3 separate regions of the Mus musculus genome follow, and regions 1 and 2 are each linked to region 3. The links are chromatin loops, found by intact Hi-C in ENCODE. Cell type or tissue: left cerebral cortex. All regions are shown on one strand.

The links. A loop is a pair of places that touch in the nucleus more often than their neighbours do. Peaks named below come from ENCODE experiments on the same cell type or tissue, not always from the same donor. Only the 100,000 strongest peaks of a DNase experiment are listed, where the experiment ranks them.
Region 1: a loop joins it to region 3, with 2.3 times the contacts of the local background. A loop is called at or near these places in 6 of 42 quality-filtered maps.
Region 2: it touches region 3 in a loop (4-fold over the local background); 6 of 42 quality-filtered maps call a loop at or near these places.

What each region holds. Positions count from the first base shown.
Region 1 is chr3:108,281,289-108,283,788 of GRCm38, forward strand. No RefSeq gene overlaps it. Among named protein-coding and RNA genes, the nearest start is that of Sort1, 1.5 kb to the right of the region's middle. In left cerebral cortex, a CTCF peak has its summit at 1,248 (motif pointing right); DNase peaks (open chromatin) are centred at 1,277 and 2,230; H3K4me3 peaks cover 688 bases; H3K27ac peaks cover 1,200 bases.
Region 2 is chr3:108,271,085-108,273,584 of GRCm38, forward strand. It overlaps Psma5 (proteasome subunit alpha 5), which reads left to right. Exons shown (of 9, transcript NM_011967.3): 8 at 1,207-1,293. Among named protein-coding and RNA genes, the nearest start is that of Sort1, 12 kb to the right of the region's middle. In left cerebral cortex, no CTCF peak of the experiment used is centred here; no DNase peak of the experiment used is centred here.
Region 3 is chr3:108,163,927-108,166,426 of GRCm38, forward strand. No RefSeq gene overlaps it. Among named protein-coding and RNA genes, the nearest start is that of Gm40122, 10 kb to the right of the region's middle. In left cerebral cortex, CTCF peaks have their summits at 973 (motif pointing right) and 1,176; a DNase peak (open chromatin) is centred at 989; H3K4me3 peaks cover 338 bases; H3K27ac peaks cover 839 bases.

The DNA.
Region 1 (2,500 bases), 120 kb after region 3:
AAAATTCAGTGTAGTGAAAAGTAGCGTGTGCTGAAACACATTTGAAAACATCAGTTCAGCAAAGGAAGAAGTTTTGCCCACACATACAATGAAAGCAACTTGGGTTTATTTTCAACATTCTGCAGATTTCTACTGATGTTAATCCTGTTATGATGTTAATCCTGTATCATGTGAGATTTAGCCCCTGGAATCTTGTATCAACTTAGTCATTGTCTTACGGTTTCACTGCTGTAAAGAGACACTATGACCAAGGCAACTCTTATAAGGACATTTAATCAGGGTTGACTTATAGGTTCAGAGGTTCGAGCATGGCAGCATCCAGACAGGCATGGTGCAGGAGGCCTTTATCTGAAGGCCACTAGAGAAGACTGACTTCAAGGCAGCTAGGATGAGGTCTTAAAGCCTACACCCACAATGACACACTCCAAGGCCACATCTCCTAACAGTGCCACTCTCTGGCCCAAGCATATTCTAACCACCAGTCATTTAAGAATTTTATTGGGAAGCTGTCATAGCTGTGAAAGGTCATCTGTAGTCTCCCACAGTCTAAGAAAAGTACCTCTAGTGGGAAAAAGAGGCAATCATCTCTAATGTGTATGAGTGAGTGTGTGTGTGTGTGTGTGCGCGCGCGCACGCACATGTACCCAAGTATATATGAGGAGCCTGAGGAGGTCAGAAGAATGCATTGGATCCCCTGGAACTGGAGTTACAGGTGGTTGTGAGCTGCCACGTGGGTGCTGGGATCTAAACCCAGGTATCCTGTAAGCTCTTAACTGCTGAGCCGTTGCTCCAGGTCCAGTACTGCTTTTAACACTATAGATTAATGCAGATGTGGAAAAGAATACGTTGCTTTGAAGAGGTGTGTCACTCAAGAATATACAGAGAAAAAAGCGAAGGGAAAACATAGTGTAGCCCTCCAGCTTACAGTCCCTCCTATTGCTAAGGCAGGATGTCTGTATAACTGAGAACAGTAAGTATCATTATCTGCTATAATTACAATGTGAATAATTCAAAGAGATGGTTACTTTTCTTTAAATGTTGTGTTCAAGAAATGATCTTACATACAAAAAGGTATAGCTTTGTGATAATTACTTCATATTGATATTTTTGCTTGGGAGGCTGGTGAAGGAGGATCAAAGACTCTAAGCCACCCTGGGCTACAAAAAAAGACTCCCCAGTTCAACAAACTGACAAAATCTAAACGTTAATGGAACTAAATAGCTAAAAGATGTATCTGGTAGTTTCTCCAGCAGGTAGCACTGTTGAGTTAGCTTTCTTCTTTCCCCATAGTAAGACAATAGACCATTCATCTTTGTCACCCAAACAAAGAAATATTCCTTTGTAGCCCCCTTTTTCCCCTCCGTAACTGGTCACATGCTACTGTAACTGACTGCCTTGTGATCTAATCCATACTTGACACGAATTAAAAATAAGTTGTGCTTAAAAATAAATAATGTGGCGTTTATATTTCTGGAAAGAAAACACACTCATCAGTTTTTATCTTGTTCAGTGGCTCAGAAACTGGAGGGCTTTTCTGTTGATTTGCCATCCTGTTCCGCTTTCCAGAGCTTCACAGCTCCCTTCTTACTGTGGTTTTGGGGAGAGGAAAAACTCCCGAGTACGTAAATAGTTTTGTTTGTACTATTCCGTGTGCATACTCGGGTAGGCCTGCCGTTTGAGTTTACTGTTAAAGTTAAAAGTAACTTCCAATGGCTTCCACTCTGGTATAACATTTTGCATACTTTGTATCTTTTTATCTGGCTTCCTGAGTTCCGACTGAACAACTTGAAATGTTGGGAAGAGGTGGAGTGAAGTTAAGGATTTAGAACTGGTTTTACCAGCACTGCATGTTCTAAAAGTTGTGTGAGCAGCTTCTGCGGTGTAGGGAACAGTGGGGAGGTTATTTGCTGGAGGTGGGTATTCATTTAGGAGGCATCATATTCAGTGAGGGAATTGGTGTGATGCACTTACTGCAGGGCTAAGGGTGCTTTAGGTAACTAAAATCAGAATGTGACTGTACTAAAATGATAATATATAAAGTGGGCTTTAGGCAATTCTCTTCCCGTATACCTACACTTGGTGGCAAAGCTACCTACATTTCCAAGTCCGCAGAAGCCAAAAAGTACTTTCGCCTCTTGACTACCTCCCTGCAGATGAGGAAGGTGACTGAGGCCAAACATGTTGGAAAGACTTCTGCGGCTTCCATGAGACACGGGTGTAATGATGTTCATCTGCCCCATAGGATTTTCGCATTCACCTTCTTGGCTCCTTCAGCAGACAATGGGCGAGCCAGCGAGCCGGGGTTAAAATCCTAATGTACCAGTTTATGTCGGAGCCCCTTTTCCAACTGAGAGTAGTAGTTCAGGGATTCCCTGGCTTTCCCAGGCGCGGTTTCCACCGAAGGAAATTTTTAGGAGCGTTTGGAGGGGGGTTGGGAGGAGGGTGGAGAAGGCGGCAACGTGACCCAACCCTAACCCGAGGGTCTCCGGAAGCGCCGCCA
Region 2 (2,500 bases), 110 kb after region 3:
GTACAGGCTTTTAATCCCAGTGCTGGGGAGGCAGAGACGGGTGGCTCACTGGAGCTGACTTGGTAGGCAGCCTAGCCTGCTTGGTGAATTCCAGACCAGAGAGAGATTGATTTCAAAAAGGTATCTGTGGAGTAACATCCAAGTTGTCCTCTGACTTCCACTTGGGTGCATGTGCAACCCCCCCCCCCCAACAAACACCCCCACACACACACATCTGCACATACCTGAAAATACAGACACTAAAGAGAGGAAAAATGGTTACCAAACAGATCACACTGTTGTGAGAATTAATCAGAAATAACAGACACAGAATAATCCATTGCTTTTAGAAAATGTTACCAGTAAGCTTGTTCAATATGAGGTTGCCACTGATCTGCAGTATTTGCTAAGTGCAGCACAACAAAGCACAATAAAATGCGGTTTGCTTGTAATATAGCTTTCATATGTAGAGAAAATTAAATGTTAGTTAGTGCTGTGTGTGTATGTGTACACAAGTGAGAGCCATATAGGAAGAGGAATTTGAAATGAGAGAATACCTCATCAAATTAGTTTTTGGGCAAATCCTTAGGATGTTTTCTTGATTAGTGATTAGTACGGGAGGGTCTAGCTCACTACAGGTGGTGCCACCTCTGTGCAGGTGGTTCTGGGATGTATAAGATAGCAAATTGAGCAAGCCAGGAAGAGCAAGCCAGTAAGCAGCATTCCTCCATAGCCTCTGCTACCTTTCCTTCCTCTACTTCCCTCAGTGATGGAGTGTGACCTGAGAGTTCTAAGATGAAATAAATCCTTTCTTCCAAAGGTACTGTTGGTCATGGTGTTTATCACATCAATAGGAACCCTAAGACAGGAAATAAAATGGAAAGTGGATTTTCTGAATCATTGGATTGCCCTCTTTAGGTCACTTGGATATTACTAGGCTGTTCACCAGGTTATATCATCCTCTAGATCATGGAATTGAGATAAGCATATACTAGGGACGCACAGCCCTGTCCTCTTTCTCAAAGATGATTTACTAGATGAGCGTTAGTGAGACATTTTTCTTCTAAGTATATATCCTTGAATATTTACATTATTATATAATGTACTACATTATACAAATAAGGTGTAAGGTTTATTAATATCAGCTAAGTTGTTTCTGCAGAGAGATGCGGGGAGGGTTAAAGGAAGGAATCACGTTCAACTAACAGCTCCTCTCTCTCTCTGAAGTCTATGACTCTGAAGGAGGCCATCAAGTCCTCGCTCATCATCCTCAAGCAAGTCATGGAGGAGAAGCTGAATGCAACCAACATCGAGGTACTGCTCCCGCCCGCCCGCCTCGCGCCCTTGCTGAGACGACTGTCTGAAAAACAGTTGGTCTGATCTGTGTTTTCGTCATTGATAGCATTTGCATCCTAATCAGTGCTAATGAAGTGGTGATGATGGGAGCCAAGTACAGTGGATTTAAGAATGAAGGAAAGGACTGGGTGTGCTTCTTTCTTAGGGCTGATTAATGTCAGCAGAAACACAGCACTAAAGAGACATAAAGAGATTAATGATAGGAAATTGTAAAGGGGTGAAGACAGTACAAAGGTGTTTCAAAAAGTAAAACAAGCCGGGCAGTGGTGGCGCACGCCTTTAATCCCAGCACTTGAGAGGCAGAGGCAGGCGAATTTCTGAGTTCGAGGCCAGGCTGGTCTACAGAGTGAGTTCCGGGACAGCCAGGGCTACAGAGAAACCCTGTCTCAAAAACAATAACAACAAAAATTAATTGTTCTCGAGATGCTAATACATGTAGCCAGCTTTGTTTTAGGAAGTATGACAGGTGCAGAGAAAGAGTATAGGAAATCCAGTCCCTAGCTAAGAGCTGTGCTATGCTACACATAGGTAATAAGGGTGTGGGTAGAACTTCTGGACTCATCAGTAAGAACAGCTTTCCGTGTGAACATGGGCCTAGAGAAGGATATGAGGAAGCATCCTGAAGAGCTGATGTCTGGAGGAGGGGCCAAAGTGCTACCCCAGGAAAAGAGACCAATAGCATTGCCAAGGGTCATAGGACTGGGTGTGGCTCTACAGTAAAGTGCACAAGGCCCTGGGTTCTCACCCCAGCCTAGTAAAATCAAACAGGATTTTTTTCTTTTCTCTCTTTGGTTGTGGAATAGGGGATGTGGCAAATAATAAAAATTAGGAAGGCTCACAGGGCCCCCAATGGAGGAACTAAAGAAAGTACCCAAGGAGCTAAAGGGGTCTGCAACCCTATAGGTGGAACAATATTCACTAACCAATACCCCCTGGAGCTCGTGTCTCTAGCTGCATATGTAGCAGAAGATGGCCTAATTGGCCATCATTGGAAAGAGGCCCCTTGGTCTTGCAAACTTTATATGCCTCAGTACAGGGGAACGCCAGGGCCAAGAAGTGGGAATGGGTGGGTAGGGGGGTATTGGGAGACTTGGGATAGCATTGGAAATGTAAGTGAAAAAAATGCCTAATTAAAAAAAAATTGGAAAGGCATGGGTAGGTTTCT
Region 3 (2,500 bases):
AGAGAAAAGGGAGCTAAACTAAACACTTTGGCTTTTCCTTGTGTTTTGAGACCAGAGAGAGGAGCATAAAGTGTGTATGTCATGAAGGAGCTAGGATGTAGGACCGATGGAAAAGGAAGGCCAGAGGGAACACAGAGAACCGGCCAGGCCAGAGGGGAGCAGACACGGAGATCAATGCTCCTCTGATTTCCAGTGGAGTCTTTAGAACTTAGGCCAGGTAACTGTGTGCAGGCTGCGTGTCTGATCTTTGGGGAGGAAATGAAAAGGGACAGAGGAGCAGTTTGGATACCAGAAACCCCCCCATTTAGGTTCCTGACGTCCTAAAACGCTGCCCAGGCTGACCCATGGGGGTGTGGCACCCAAGGCCAGCTTCCGATGCCCAACTGAAGACCAACTTTAGCCTTGGCCTATGAACAAAGAGCTGGGCTGATTTCCCCTCTGGAAAGAACCAAACCAGCCCTGGGTGTCATCTTGGAGCCACTTCTGCTCTATGTCTCTGGGGGAAAACTGTTCAAGTGTCTTGTGGTTAGCCCAACCCAACCAGGCCCAAGTGTGCACAAGGGAAAGCTAATTCTTTCCTCTCCAAGCTGGCCACCACCTCATGGTCTTTCTCCTTAGCAACTCTTCGTTCGTCCTAGTTCTCTCCCTGTACTTCTGGAATACCCACGATCAGAAAGAACCATGCCTTACTTGGCTCTCATGCCCATCTGACCACACTCCGAGACCGTTAACTCTGATCGGCTCCTTTGGGATTGAGAGATGTCTTGTGAGTGCCCCCTCAGAGTGCGTGATAAAGAGTGCTATGTAGAATCTGTCTTTCTTACAGTTTGGCTTTTAGGAATAATCTAGAGAGCGTCTACAGCTTCATACTGAGGCAGGGGGACCCTGGATAAGAAGGCTCAAGATGGGAAAAGAGAACCAACCAATCTGAGAGGTTTCAGGGCCCTCCGCCTGCACTGGTACATTTTAGCCACAGGAGGGCAGTGTTGGCCACAGAGCTCTGAAGAGTTACTGCAGTGTCTTGCTACACAGCTTCTCTTTGCCAACCCCACACCTGCTTTCTTTATCCTGGGGGCTTGTGGTCTCTTGGGCACCTTTCCACATGGCTGCAGTCTCGGCTGTGAAGGGTGGGCAGGAGGGACAGATCTCCCAAGAGAAAAGGCTGTGGCGGGTTTGATGAACTGATGTCCCCGCAGCTCCCCTGTGTGGACAGGTTAGCTTCCGTAAGCCTCGGCTTCTGATGAATAGTTGAATCGAGACTGCTGGCCGGGGAATGTCGTTTCCTGTGTGCATTTTGATCTGAGCCAACAGCTATGGTCTTTGGGTAGCTCCTGGCGGGCTCCATCTGTGGCCCTGACGCTTCAAAGGCTCACTGCCTGGGCAGGTGGGATAGAAGATGAACGAAACTGGACACTTTGGTCTCTCCAAATGGGTCTCTTCTTGGAATCACAGCCAGACAGAAAGAGTGCCCAGGAGTCGGGGATGGCCCAAGAAAGGGATAAACATAATCAATTGGGTCTGATCGGTTTGTGTTTGAAGTTTCAAATGGTGCTAGGGCTGGCTGGCAATGTATACTCTTCAACCCAGGCTACCCCTAAAAACCACGGGGCCATATTGACTTGCTCTGAATTAGAGGCTGCAGAAATCCCAGGCCCCTCCCTCCAGAGCCTTCTTGGGGATCCTAAAATACCCCCTCCTCTTCTTCTGACTTTGCTCTCAGCTCCCCCAGTACTTAGAGAGCACAGCTCACTGGCCTGTTCAGCCCTCAAGGCAGCCCCGCCCACACACCCCTGCTCTTGCCTTGTGCCCTTCTGACCCCAACCATTCTCTTCCTGGTCCTGAAATTACACACCAGGCCCCTGGAGAGTCTCTGTGGCACCTCAGCTTCCCTAGTGGGGCATCTGATCCCACGCTTGGGGGCTGACCCTCCGAGCACAGAGCACAAGGCGTGGCCTGGTTCTTTTCCCTAAGCTTCCCGTTCTTTGGACTGACTGCCCCATTTTCTCGCCTTTTCTGCCTTTCTTATTTGGCTCTTTTGTTTCCCTCCTTCCTCCCTCCTCCTCTCTGGCTCCAGGCTTTGGGTCAGCTCTCCACTCTCCTCCTGTCTCTGCTTGAATGTACACCTTTTACTTCCTCCCCTGCACTGAGCACACTGAAGCGCTGGTCCCTGCCTCCCTGGATGAGGGAAGGAATAGCAGAGGGAGGCTGGGCCAGCGGCCAGACTTGCCTTTAGCCTCTGGCTTGGGTATCTGGGACCTGTGTCTGGGAGAGTCCTCGACAGAGCCTCAGGCCTATGGAGCTGGCGGGGACCAGGGTTGAAGACCACTGCACCAAGTGACTGCAAGCAGAGAATAGGATATGACAGCAAGCAAGGGGAAGCCATCTCTCTCTCTCTCTTTCTCTCTCTCTCTCTCTCTCTCTCTCTCACACACACACACACACACACGAGAGAGAGAGAGAGAGAGAGAGAGAGAAGGGGAGGGAGGGAGGGAGGGAGAGA